Regions from separate parts of the Homo sapiens genome. Here region 1 is linked to region 2. Evidence: chromatin contacts called from ENCODE Hi-C data. All regions are on one chromosome and are shown on one strand. Each heading gives the region's core, a stretch centred on a gene start or an enhancer-like site at or near the end of the contact. The rest is flanking DNA. Distances are from core to core; before and after follow the strand shown. Region 1 holds the start of SLC39A8 (solute carrier family 39 member 8). Region 2 holds the start of STPG2 (sperm tail PG-rich repeat containing 2).

The links. A loop is a pair of places that touch in the nucleus more often than their neighbours do. Pooled maps may share reads with other maps.
Region 1: a map of CD8-positive, alpha-beta T cell shows a loop between it and region 2 (6-fold over the local background). The contact joins the promoter of SLC39A8 here to the promoter of STPG2 in region 2. A Hi-C loop is called at or near these places in 2 of 168 maps with a recorded cell type or tissue (CD8-positive, alpha-beta T cell and naive thymus-derived CD4-positive, alpha-beta T cell) and 9 of 50 pooled maps.

Annotation. Positions count from the first base shown.
Region 1 is chr4:102,341,571-102,347,675 of GRCh38, reverse strand. SLC39A8 (solute carrier family 39 member 8) reads left to right here and starts at 2,194. Exons shown (of 9, transcript NM_001135146.2): 1 at 2,194-2,331; 2 at 2,761-3,232. The coding sequence starts at 3,014. RefSeq lists enhancers at 1,662-1,711, 3,612-3,671 and a silencer at 2,892-3,141.
Region 2 is chr4:98,139,046-98,144,893 of GRCh38, reverse strand. It overlaps STPG2 (sperm tail PG-rich repeat containing 2), which reads left to right and starts at 1,418. Exons shown (of 11, transcript NM_174952.3): 1 at 1,418-1,852. The coding sequence starts at 1,744. RefSeq lists an enhancer at 1,592-1,691.

The DNA.
Region 1 (6,105 bases), core at 945-3,444, 4.2 Mb before region 2:
AACCTCTGTCTCCTAGGTTCAAGCGATTTTCATGCCTCAGCCTCCCGAGTAGCAAGGATTACAAGCGTGCGCCACCATGCCTGGCTAATTTTTGTACTTTTAGTAGACACAGGGTTTTTACATGTTGGCCAGGTTGGTCTGAACTCCTGATCTCAAGCTATCTGCCCACCTTATTCTCCCAAAGTGCTGAGATTACAGGCGTGAGCCACAGTGCCCAGCCAAGATTTGTATTTTTAAAAACCTTTTATATTTGTTAAAATCTAACACTTTATGGACAAATTTAGTTTTAGAAAAGCTGGAAATAAACAACTTGCTGGGTATAGATTAGCCATTTAGAGCATTCATTAATTTCCAAAAATCATTTTGCATCACGGAGGTCCAAAGGAAAAATAGGCAACAAACTATATTTTAAAATCCAATGAAAGGCTTGAAGAGTCCCACGAGCTGAGTGATTTAAGAGGACAACTGTGATATTAACTTACTTCTGGCCCTTAGATGAAATATTTGCCCTTTTAGCATCAACATAATTCTGTAAATTATTATTAACAAATACGTAGATTTTATAATTGGAAAGAGCACAGTATTAAGATCATTTAGTTCATCTCCCTTCAGGCATGAATCCTCCTACCACCTACTAAAGGCGGTCACCCAGGATCTGTTGATTTGAATCACTTTTGATCATGGAGAAATCACTATCTTCCAAGGCAGCCATGCCTTATAATTCCACAGAAACCTTCCTCTGGGTGACTTTGCCCCATGACTGCTGCCTTCTGTCCTCTGAAGTTAGATATAATATAGTTAAACCTTCTTCCATATGACAATCCTTCAGCTTCGTCTGCCTAGATCCTTAGCCTCTGGGAATGTTCTCTACCTGTCTCTTTCTTCTGCAGTTATGTCTTTAGGTTCCTCTTCTAAGATTAAGATTTTTTCCCTTTCCCCATCTTTTCCCCTTTGTCTAGACTTAATGTCTCTTTAAAATGTGCTATTTTAGGAGGCTGTGCATTCTCCTGATGAAAGGCAAGAACGGCATCTTGTATTCTTTTTATTGTCCTTAGTCACGTGAATGCAAAATGTCTGAGACAGGTCTCAGTCAATTTAGAAAGTTTATTTTGGCAAGGTTAAGGATGTGCCCCTGACACAGCCTCAGGAAGTCCTGAGACATGTGCCCAAGGTGGTCGGGGGTACAGTTTGCTTTTATATATTTTAGAGAGACATGAGACATCAATCAATATGTGTAAGATGTACATTGGTTCAGTCCAGTAAGGTGAGACAATTGGAAGTGGGGGCTTCCAGGTTAGAAGTATAATAGACAAGAGACAAAAGGTTGCATTCTTTTGAGGCCATGATCAGCCTTCCACTCAATAGACAGTTTAGTCTGGCCCAGTGAATCTGCATTTTTTGCATAAACGATGGAGAAGAGAAAGCAATCAGATATGCATTTGTCTCAGGTGAGCCTCAGAGGGATGAATTTGAATAGAATGGCAGGCAGGTTTGCCCTAAGCTGGTCCCTTCTTGATGTTTCCCTTTAGCTTGGTGATTTTGAAGTCTCAAGATTTATTTTCCTTTCACAGCCATCTAACAGTGAAGCATGGTTTCACTTTACACTTGAACCACTATATCCACCAGATACAAACTTTGCCTCAAACACCACACTCACTTTACACAAACCTGTTGACATCACACCTAAGTCAGCTTTTCTTGAGCTCCCATATGAACAAATAAACATTCCTCTGATCTGCGGATATCCCGCCAGGAAGGGCCGGCTTGGGCAGTGCTGGCTCAGCTAGCCCGCCACCGCTACCATTGGATTTCCTCTTTCTCCTCTGATTTTAAGAAGTGAGAAAAAAAAGCAATTCCTGTTAATTATGTAGACAATGCAAGGGTCTCCAGGCTCCATTTCAGCAAGTTGGTTTCATCAAGATCACGAAAAGATGCATGCGTCCCCGAGACCAGAGAGGAGTTAGGGACCCCGACACGGAGGTGGCATCAGGTAACCCTCAGGAGTGAGGGTGGGGAAGAGGGCATGGCTGATGCTGGGAATGAGCAGCGCCCGCGGAGGGAAGGCCGGCGGTCCTGCGCCCCGGCGTGGACGCGCGCGGGAGTTCAGGCTGGGGAAATGGGTCACCACGTGCTACGGAGGCGGGGACAGGGCCCTCCTCCCCTTATTTGTAAAGAGCGCCGGAGCGGATCGCGGAGTTTCACCGCGGACCTGTCAGAGATACAGAGGTTGTGGGGGCGGGAGACAGAAAGAGAGAGAGATCCAGAGACCGAGTCTTACGTTGACACGCAGAGAGAAAGACGCAGAGACAGACAAACAAACAGATAGGAGAGGTGAGAGGCCAGCGAGTGCTTCCGATTAACTTGCCAAGCTCAGAGAAGATCCGGGGAGAGGGAGGGTCCCCTTTAAACGCGCAATCCCCAGGACTCCGGAAGAGCCCTTTTCTGCAGCTCCTTGGGGACTGCACGTCTCACTTCTAAGTTTGCGGCGGAGAGAATAAAGCAGAAAGACAGGAAGAGGAGGTGGAGTTCTACAGTTAGTGTGGTTTTAGTTTTTCCTAAGAAGTGGCGTGGTTTGGGGCTTTATATCCGGGAGGAGCATATGTACGCAAATCCTGGGGCGTTTGCAAACCCGGATCCGGGGCGTCTGGCCCCATGCCCGGCCGGGCGTTTGAGGGCTACTGCCACGCAGCGTTTCTGGAGCCTGCCGGCTGGTGCCCTGGTGGCCTTTATCTCTGTCCCCCTTTGTCCTCTTTATCTCAGGCTCTCCAGGAGGCCGGGGGGCCCACTCCGCCTATCGCTCCCCTCGGCTACGCTGCCACTTCAATGCCCCGCAGGTCGCGAGCTGCTGTTCTTTCGAAGGCGTCGGAGAACCAGGGGCGTCCCGCGCCACCTCTGACTCGGAGCAGCGCCGAGCACTGACGCTCCCGCCCTTGGGCAAGGACGCCAGTGCGCCCGCGCGCGTCCCTCTGCGCGGCAGCCCGTCGCGGGCCCTCAAGGGGAAGCCCAGGCCAGGATGGCCCCGGGTCGCGCGGTGGCCGGGCTCCTGTTGCTGGCGGCCGCCGGCCTCGGAGGAGTGGCGGAGGGGCCAGGGCTAGCCTTCAGCGAGGATGTGCTGAGCGTGTTCGGCGCGAATCTGAGCCTGTCGGCGGCGCAGCTCCAGCACTTGCTGGAGCAGATGGGAGCCGCCTCCCGCGTGGGCGTCCCGGAGCCTGGCCAGCTGCACTTCAACCAGGTAAGGCCGCCAGGTCCGGGCAGCCCTCCGTACTGTGGGTGTCCCTAGACTTCACTTTGTATATGAGCCGTTTTTATTTGGGAAAAGTGCAGGAGAAAGAATCTTGTTATATTTCTCAAGTAGAAGGCGGTATCTGGTGACACTTGCTTTTCACTAGACGAGGCTGAAGGATTAAAAGGTTAACGTTGTTAAGGGATTTGGCAGCCGGAAACTGCAGTTTTACGCCTGATGAACTGAGAGGTCCGACTCTGGTGATTTTAACATTTTATAGAAAACTTTATGAAGTAGTTGAGGGTGTGACGCCACTTTAACAGATGCTTTTTAGATAGGAATGAGTTACTTAAATCTTGCCAGAAAGATAACGGCTCGCACACTTCCTACAAGGTTAGCAAGGAAGATTATCACATGCCACCCTGGTTAACAGTTGCCCGGTGCGTAACCAGTGCTATTTGAAAACGAGATATAATGTAGTTCTGGCTCCTGTGTACATTACATGAGGCATTCAGGGCTGAAACAGGGGCGGCCTTGAGACTAAGATTCTAATTTGGTCATCCAGATGGTGGTAGACTAGGCTTATATTGTTAGTTCCTTGTCATATGTCAGGTCAAATATTTGATTCTAGTATTTATCCAAAATGATTAAAAAAATTTTTTCAGTAATAAACAGGGTACTACTAGGCATTTGGCAATACCTTGGGTTTAAGAACAAGCTTCAAACTACGTAGGAGCAGTTAAACATCATACCTCTTTGTAAACATAAAATCAAATTATTCCTAATTATTTCTATAATAAATACTCTGTGATTGGGTAGTTCTTAAAATTGTTAAGTAGACAAAGTGTAGTTTCTGCATCCTTCCAAAACTGCTCTCCGTCTTTTAAAACTCAGTTAACTCAGTGCTTTGACTTGTTTTCCTTTACTCCTGTCCCACTGACAGCTGATATTGGAGGGTAGAATACGGTATTTTCCATATCGTTTGTCATTTTTGGACGATGTTAGTTTGTTACAAGAAGTTTTTGGGGTCCAAGATGTTTGGGAAATGCTGCATATTATACTCTGCTCTTGGAAATTTGGCGTTTCCTAATGAATATGACTTTAGATTACAGTTAGGGAAACTGTAATCAAATAAATTCCATGTTAATAACATTATACGTAGATTGATCTTTTTGTTAGAAATATCTTACCACAATTAAAGTATATGGCTCTTAAGAAAAGTAGAACTTTCTGATGCCATGGCATGTCAGAGGTGGTCTCTCTTTGATCTAGAAGGGTTTTGTGGTCCCCTTATGCATGTTCTTTAGTAAATTGTCTATAATTCCAGTTCTGGGCATGGTATTTTATCTGGGGTAATATCTGAGAAATGATGTGTTGGAAAAATGGAAATGCCCACAAATTATGCTAATATTTAAGAAAATAAAGTGTTTGCTGGCTAGTTGCATTCTTTTCTTATCAAATAGGGGAAACAACTGAGCTGACTCCAGTATTTCCAGGTAGGTATGGTCACGTGCTTGGAAAGAAGTTTAGAGGATTGACTTGAAGCTGCATATCTGTAGCCCACACATTGTTTTGACTTGCATGACCTCCTTATCTTGCAGTGTCTGGAGGTGTTGATGAATTTTAAAGGGGCAAAAGACCTCCCCACATCACCTTTGCAAAGACATTGGAAAACATGCCTAAATTATTTAGGAAAATTGGTTAAGTGTACCAGTAATACGATTCTCTGTTTATTAGCAGGCAGGATGTCTCAATAGGTAAAATTATATGTATCTTGACACCTGTTTTCTCATTCTCATGTTTGCATATTTAACTGCCCTCATTATGGCCTCTGTGGGCATCAAAAAGAGACAGGAAGAAGCCCATAATTACCTTGGAAAGAAAAGGAAGCCAAGGAAAATTTACCACTTAATAAGCCTAACAAACATCTCTTTGATGTTCTTGCTTTTTTTTTGAGACTGAGTTTTACTCTTGTTGCTCAGGCTGGAGTGCAATGGCACGATCTCAGTTCACCACAACCTCCCCCTCTGGGTTCAAGCAATTCTCCTGCCTCAGCCTTCCAGGTAGCTGGGATTACAGGCGTGTGCCACCACACCGGGCTAATTTGTATTTTTAGTAGAGATGAGGTTTCTCCCTGTTGGTCAGTCTGGTCTCAAACTCCCGACCTCAGGTGATCCGCCGGCCTCGGTCTCCCAAAGTGCTGGGATTACAGGCATGAGCCACGGTACCTTGCCTGATGTTCTAAAAAGTCCTAATGATGACAATAATCATTGGTTAAATGATGACAAATGAAATACCAATCTAAAAGAATCCATTGATTTGCTGGTAAGTGATGGACTTGAGCCCACAACATTCATGTATGCTCCAGTGTGAAACCACCCAATTCTGGAGTAAAATTTTAGGGTCATTAATGCTTACATACCCTGAGGAATACAACTTCAGTTTCCTCACAGGGTGGAATAAACAATGCACATGTCTATTGTGAGACACTGGTTTTTGGCTTTGAAAAAGGCTAAGAAGATAAAATTTGTTTCAAGGTCCAGGAATTTATTGAATCTTCTACAAGATTTAGTTTTCAAATAACATTGTTCTTTTGGTTGAGGGCTGTGATATTTATTAGGTCAGCTTTTCTCAGGTAATAGACTAATGAACTCTGGAGATTTGTTAGACAATTTTGGAAGGTTTTCTAAATATTTTTCTTCGTATCCTTAAGTAAGGACTACTAAATTAGCTTGTTGCTTTGGGATATCAAAGAGGTCAGAGTTCAAACTGTAGACAGTAGAACAATTGAGCCAATAGTTTTGCTTCTTATAGCTACTGACAGTGCGAAGAGTTAGGTAGAAGCAGTGACCAAAACAACAAAGAAGAGGGAGCCCTTTTAG
Region 2 (5,848 bases), core at 169-2,668:
CTTCTGAATGGGTATAGGTGGCAGCTTGGAAAATAAGGTTAAAACAACATTGAGAGAATTATGAGGGTTTCTGACAGAATGCAGGGAGAATCGAAGTTGGTGAGATGTTTCCAAAATATTGCAATATTCATTTTCCTACCATTAAAAAAAATCTTTGCCACCTCTCGTTTTGGATTATACGTCTCTTTCCCCATTAGAGAGAGAACACCTGAGGGCAGGGACTTTCTTATGCCTTTGTATCCTCATAACTTAGCAGGGATGGAACCTACAGTATATGCCAATTCGTGTTTTTTAAGTGCATAAATAATTTAGCTAGCTATTGAACAGAAAAAAAGGTACTACAGATACATCCTTGAGAAGCATATAGCCTCGCAAGGAGAGGGTTCCGACCTATATGGCACAATGAAGCCACAGTAAATGTTGCACAGGATTGAGTGGCAAATCGTGTATTACAGAGTATGAAAACTATAAAAACTTGTAGTAGGAACAAATTAACGTACTGTAGACCATTTGGAGGTGAGGTATGATCAAGGTAGGATTTGTCTAAGCCTCTGAGGATATTTATAATCTGGACAGAATTCTTGCTAGAAAAAACAGCCTGCGAGATGCAGAGGTGGATTCTGACATAGATTCCTTAAGCCCCAAGGACAAGCAAGGTTTCTTTTGCCCAAGGTTCAGAATCATTGGTTTGGTGGGGTGGACTGGGCTTTTTCAGTGCCTTCGCTTTGCTTTTTAAATATTGATGAATCAGTATTGTGGTTACCTGGCATACGACAAAAGAGGCAGCTTTCAGTCACTTCCACGGCTTCAGTTGGTGAGCTTTTCGCCTCCTTGCCTGGTGTCCTCATTTCTTTTTTTTTTTTTTTCTTTTTTACCCTTATCTTATTTGTTATTTTTTTTTCTGGGTTCTCCATTTCTTGTCACTGCCCTGAGCCCTGGGTTTGTCTTAGCAGTTTGGACTATCTACAGGTTAAGATCAGAGGTGCCTTTTCTCTGTGAGTACGAGTGGGGCTGCAGTAGAAGCGGGGGAGAGCTTGCGGAACCCCAAGCTCTCTGCTTCATGCTACTGCATTTTTCTTTACTAGGTTCTGTTGAGTCGGGAAGCAGATCAAGGTCAAGTTAGTCCTCACCCTTCCTAACGCGTTTTCTAAGGTTCTTCTGCATACTTAAAAAAGTTCGGGACCTAAGTAGTTACCGGGACCCCAAGAGCTACGAGGTTTAGGCCTGCCTTCTTCAAGGCGCGCCGGGTTCCGGGTAAAAAGAGCCGGGAAAGGGTGGCTGCTCGGTGCGCATGCTCCGAGGGCTCGGCCCAGGAAGGCACCTCCACTTCGCTCCCTAGAGACTGGGCCCGCCTCCTCCCCAGAGACTGGGCCCGCCTCCTCCCCAGGCTTCCGGGCGGAGAGAAGTGGGCGGAGTCAGGGCCGGAAGCACCGGGGCGAGCGTCTAATCCCTAATACCCAATTTTGGTGGCGTGCACCTGGCAAACTGATGATTGTGTGGGACGTCTAATCTCTAGTCGCTCACCCCTCTACTTTACCACAGAGCTAGAAATCGATTTGAGGAAATCTGGTATCAATGAGCGGGCGGGGAGACAACCCCACCCCTAATTTCCCTGTTTACGGAAGTTCTTTCCCGGCCTCCTCAGACTGGTGTCGGCTTCCTTTTTCTCCACACTTCTAGCTACCTTGTTTTTATCGTTTTCGGCACCTGCCCTTCCCCAGCGCCCCCACCACCCCGAGCACTATGTATGATCGGGCTCCCCGCCTGCTCAAATTGGCTGAAGGTGGCAGCACTGAGGCCCATGTGGGTCCTGGATCCTACCAGGTACCTTTCCTGAAGCAGCAGGCGACAGGTAAGATGTAGGAAGAGGCAGAGCTCCTGTGACAGGCATCCTATCTTCAGCCTGCTCCGCTTCTGCGTGCTTGTGAGTTAAACATAGAGCGGAATAGTACCATTTTGTAAACATAACAAAACATGAAGTAGGCAGGGAAAACACTATACTTTTATTTTACAGATGAGACTGATAGTATCACTTGTCCCATTTCAAAAGGCTGGTGAGCATATGGCTAGGACTTTTGATTCCGCAATAGTTGTCTACATCCTACTTTTGATTGTGCAGTTTAGGTCTAGGATTTTGATTTCCTGGCTGTGTTGACATAATATATGAGTCTCCAAATCCTGTGCCCTTACCTCCCGCTGTCTCGTTGCTTTGTAATCCTGCCTGCCTCACATCTTTCCTCCCATTAACCAGAGACATTTATTTATTAAGATGTAGCTTATATTTCTATTTTGCAGTATTATTTAAAGATAGTTCCGTTTTTTTTTCAGACAGATTTTTCTGACCGTCCTCATCTCTTTTAACACACTTCAGGGGAGCCCCTTTTCTCCACATTCTGTAAAGAAAAATTATATTTTTGACCAGTGGAGTGGGGATGGATAATTTAAATAATATTTGCTCTCCTCGTTTGTTTGCAGTTAGTGACTTAGTCAAAAATAAATACATCAATTTTGCTTTCTACTTTTTCTATTCTGGTGATTTTCTGGAGCTTAATACCGTCCAAATGATAGTTTTTCTTAACCTACATTTTCCCCATACCTACACTATGTATTTTCAAGCAAATGCCAGGATCCATTATTCTGTTACATAACTGATCAGATAAGGGAAGGTTTAGGTTTCTTGGGGTGGAGTACAAATTTGACTTCTGTCAGTGTTTCACATGTTGAATTGTACTGCTTCACAGTATCTGGTATCACTATTCTTGCAGCTTATTCTATCTTTATTTTAATGGAGTTGGGCATTATAAGCATTAATTCCCCTAACAATGGCTAACAATGACCCCCTGTGACACTTTGCAATCCTTAATTTTGACATAACTGACCACTTTATTCTTGGAAACACTTCTTTCCAAAATGTAACATCATTTCCTCCTGTTTTTTTTTTTTTTTTTTTTCCCAACTACTGTCTTGGAAGAGTGTCTGGGAACATGATTGGGACCTAATAAACATTTGTTAAATGCCGAATCAGGGCATCATCTTCTCCCCCTCTCCAAGCAGTCCTTCATGGCCTTCTTTAAATGTTTTTATGTTTCTTGTTGATGAAAAGAGTCAAACTCTGTAAAATATTTTAAGAGATTTATTCCGAGCCAAATATGAGTGACCATGGCCTGTGACACAGCCCTCAGGAGGTCCTGAGAACATGTGCCCAAGGTGGTTGGGGTACAGCTTGGCTTTATGTATTTCAGGGAGGCATGAGTTATTAATCAAGTACACTTAATAAATACATTGGCTTTGTTCAGAAAGGCGGGACAACTCAAAGTGGGGGCTTCCAGGCTATAGGTAAATTTAAACATTTTCTGGTTGACAATTGGTTGAGTCTATCTGAAGACTGGCATCAAAAGAAATGTTCAGGTTAAGATACAGGATTGTGGAGACCAAGTTTTGTTGTGCAGAGGAAACTCTCAGATAGCAGACTTCAGAGAGAGGGAGCAGGTTGTAAAATGCTTCTTATCAGACCTAAAAGAGTGCCTGGCTCTTAGTTGATTATCTCCTGCATCTGGAAAGGAAGGAAAACGAAGGGGAAAGGGTATTCTCTATAGAGTGTTGATTTTTCCCACAAGAGACTTTGCAGGGCAATTTCAAGGTATGGCAAGGAAATATATTTTTAGGTAAAACATTTTGATTTTTTTTCCTTGTCTCATAATGTTATGCCAGAGTCAGATTGGAAAGTAAGCCACTATATATAGGATTAAATAAAATCCATCTGATAAGAATGTATAGTTTGTAGGGCGTGACTCCCTAGACCCCTTAGATAGGAATTTGGGCAAAATAAAAAAAATCAGAGCTTAGTCCTCATTTGACACATCTTTAAATGTTTATGTACTGTACTTCCAATCCTTTGCTTGTTACTTTTCTCGTGTGTACTTTCTCATTTGCTATCCATATTCTGATTCTGATGACTCCCAGAAGGAAATCTTAAGAGATACAGGTGATTTATGTCTCTAAGGTGAGCTTTCTCCTAATCTTTCGGCTTTCAACACTGCCAATCACTTTTGTTTGTTTTTCTCTTCTTTTTAATTCTTTTTTTGTTGCTGTTGATGTCCTTGAGTCATAACCAGTTACTTTTTTGAACATCTCTACCTAGATGGTCTCCGGTATCTGAAGTTTTAAGTGTCTGAGCTCATAATTTTTTCCAGCAATACTGGTCCCTTTTAAAATTTTTTTCCAGCAATACTGGTCCCTTTTTAAAAATTCCCTATTAGTCTATAATAAACTTTAAGTTTTGGAATTATTCTAGACTCTTTTCTCCCTGACTACTCCTGTTGATCATTAACACCTAATGATTCTATCTTCTCAGTGCCTGTTTGATTAGTTCCTCTTTTCCATTTAGCTGTCCTTGACTTAGTTCAAGCTCTCATTATTTCTATTTTGAATTAAACATATAAAATATTACTTGTTTTTCCTTATTTCAGTCTTCAATCCATCTTCTATCTTGTGGCAAGAGTGATCTTTCTAAGATATATTACATTATTTGTGAAAAAAAAATCCTTTGTAATATCAAGGTTAACATCTAAACTCCTTAATGTTGTTTATAATGTTCTTCATGTTCTGGGCCCTGACCTCATCTCCCACACCTCCACCTCCACCTGACCTACATTTCAGCAATTTCAACTTTACAGTTTTCCTAAGTTCATGCTCACTCACCTCTGTGCCTCTGTATCTGCTGATACATTTGTCCAGTACACTGTTTTCTTTCTTCACTTGGCTAATTTGTATTTATTCTTTGAGATTCAGCTAAAGTGAAGTTGTTCACTGACTACTCTTTCTCAGGTTTTTCTTCTCTGACTCCTTAATGACCTTTATAGCACTTTGATTCTATATTGTAATTAATGTTAACTTATCTGGCAGACCCACTAAAATGTGAGCTGCTTGAGGGCAATAACCACGATCTTTACTCCATTATTCCTAGTTTTTAGGTGAATACCATAACACATAAGTTCAAAAACAAACAGTAATCTTGAAATAAAATTAAAATATAATGAGCCACATATAGCGTAATTTAAAACTCTTGTAACTTGTAACTTTGCTTAGAGAGAAGTAAGGAGCGTGTGGTAAAACCCTTTTACTGTTTTATAGGATAGTGTCTTGTTGATCTATGAGATAAAGTAGGAAATTCCATGCTGGGGAAATTTGAGCAGCTGCATCCTATACATTTTGTTTTAGCAATACTAAGAATATGCTGATAATCAATAGAAGGAACAGGTATCTCTTTAGTGATTTCTCTGCTGGATTCTCTGAAAGATAATTTAAAAGTAGCTACCATCTCTTTCCTAGGTACAAACTACCTCACCTACCTTTAGGACCAGTAACACGTTGGACTATGCAGAAGTGTACAATTATTTCAGCTAAGGGTCAGGTTCATTTTATGGAGTATGATGTGAGAAGAACAGATGTAGGGACTTTATATAACTTACTTGTTATTTTGAATTTCACAAGAGGAAAAGACCTTAGAGCCTTAGATACAGATACTCTTTATTTCCAACCGTTCTCTCCTAACTGCTGTTCTCCCACTGTCCCCTCACTGTAGCCTGCTTGGCCAGGCCAGTCCTTCAGGGTATTGTCTCTACATTTTCCCCAGGAAATTCTTTTTACCTTAATTGAAACTCGATTTCCGTGGCTGTAGGCCATTTGATCAGGGAGAATCTCTCCTACCCAGGAATTTCAACCTGAAGGGACAGGACTAAGCTGCTTTTCTTTCTGCTTTCATGAGGTAGGAGAGAGTGGATACTCAAATTCGAGATTAGTGAGAGCTATGCCTGAATTTCTTAAGATTACCTGAGAAGCAAACATC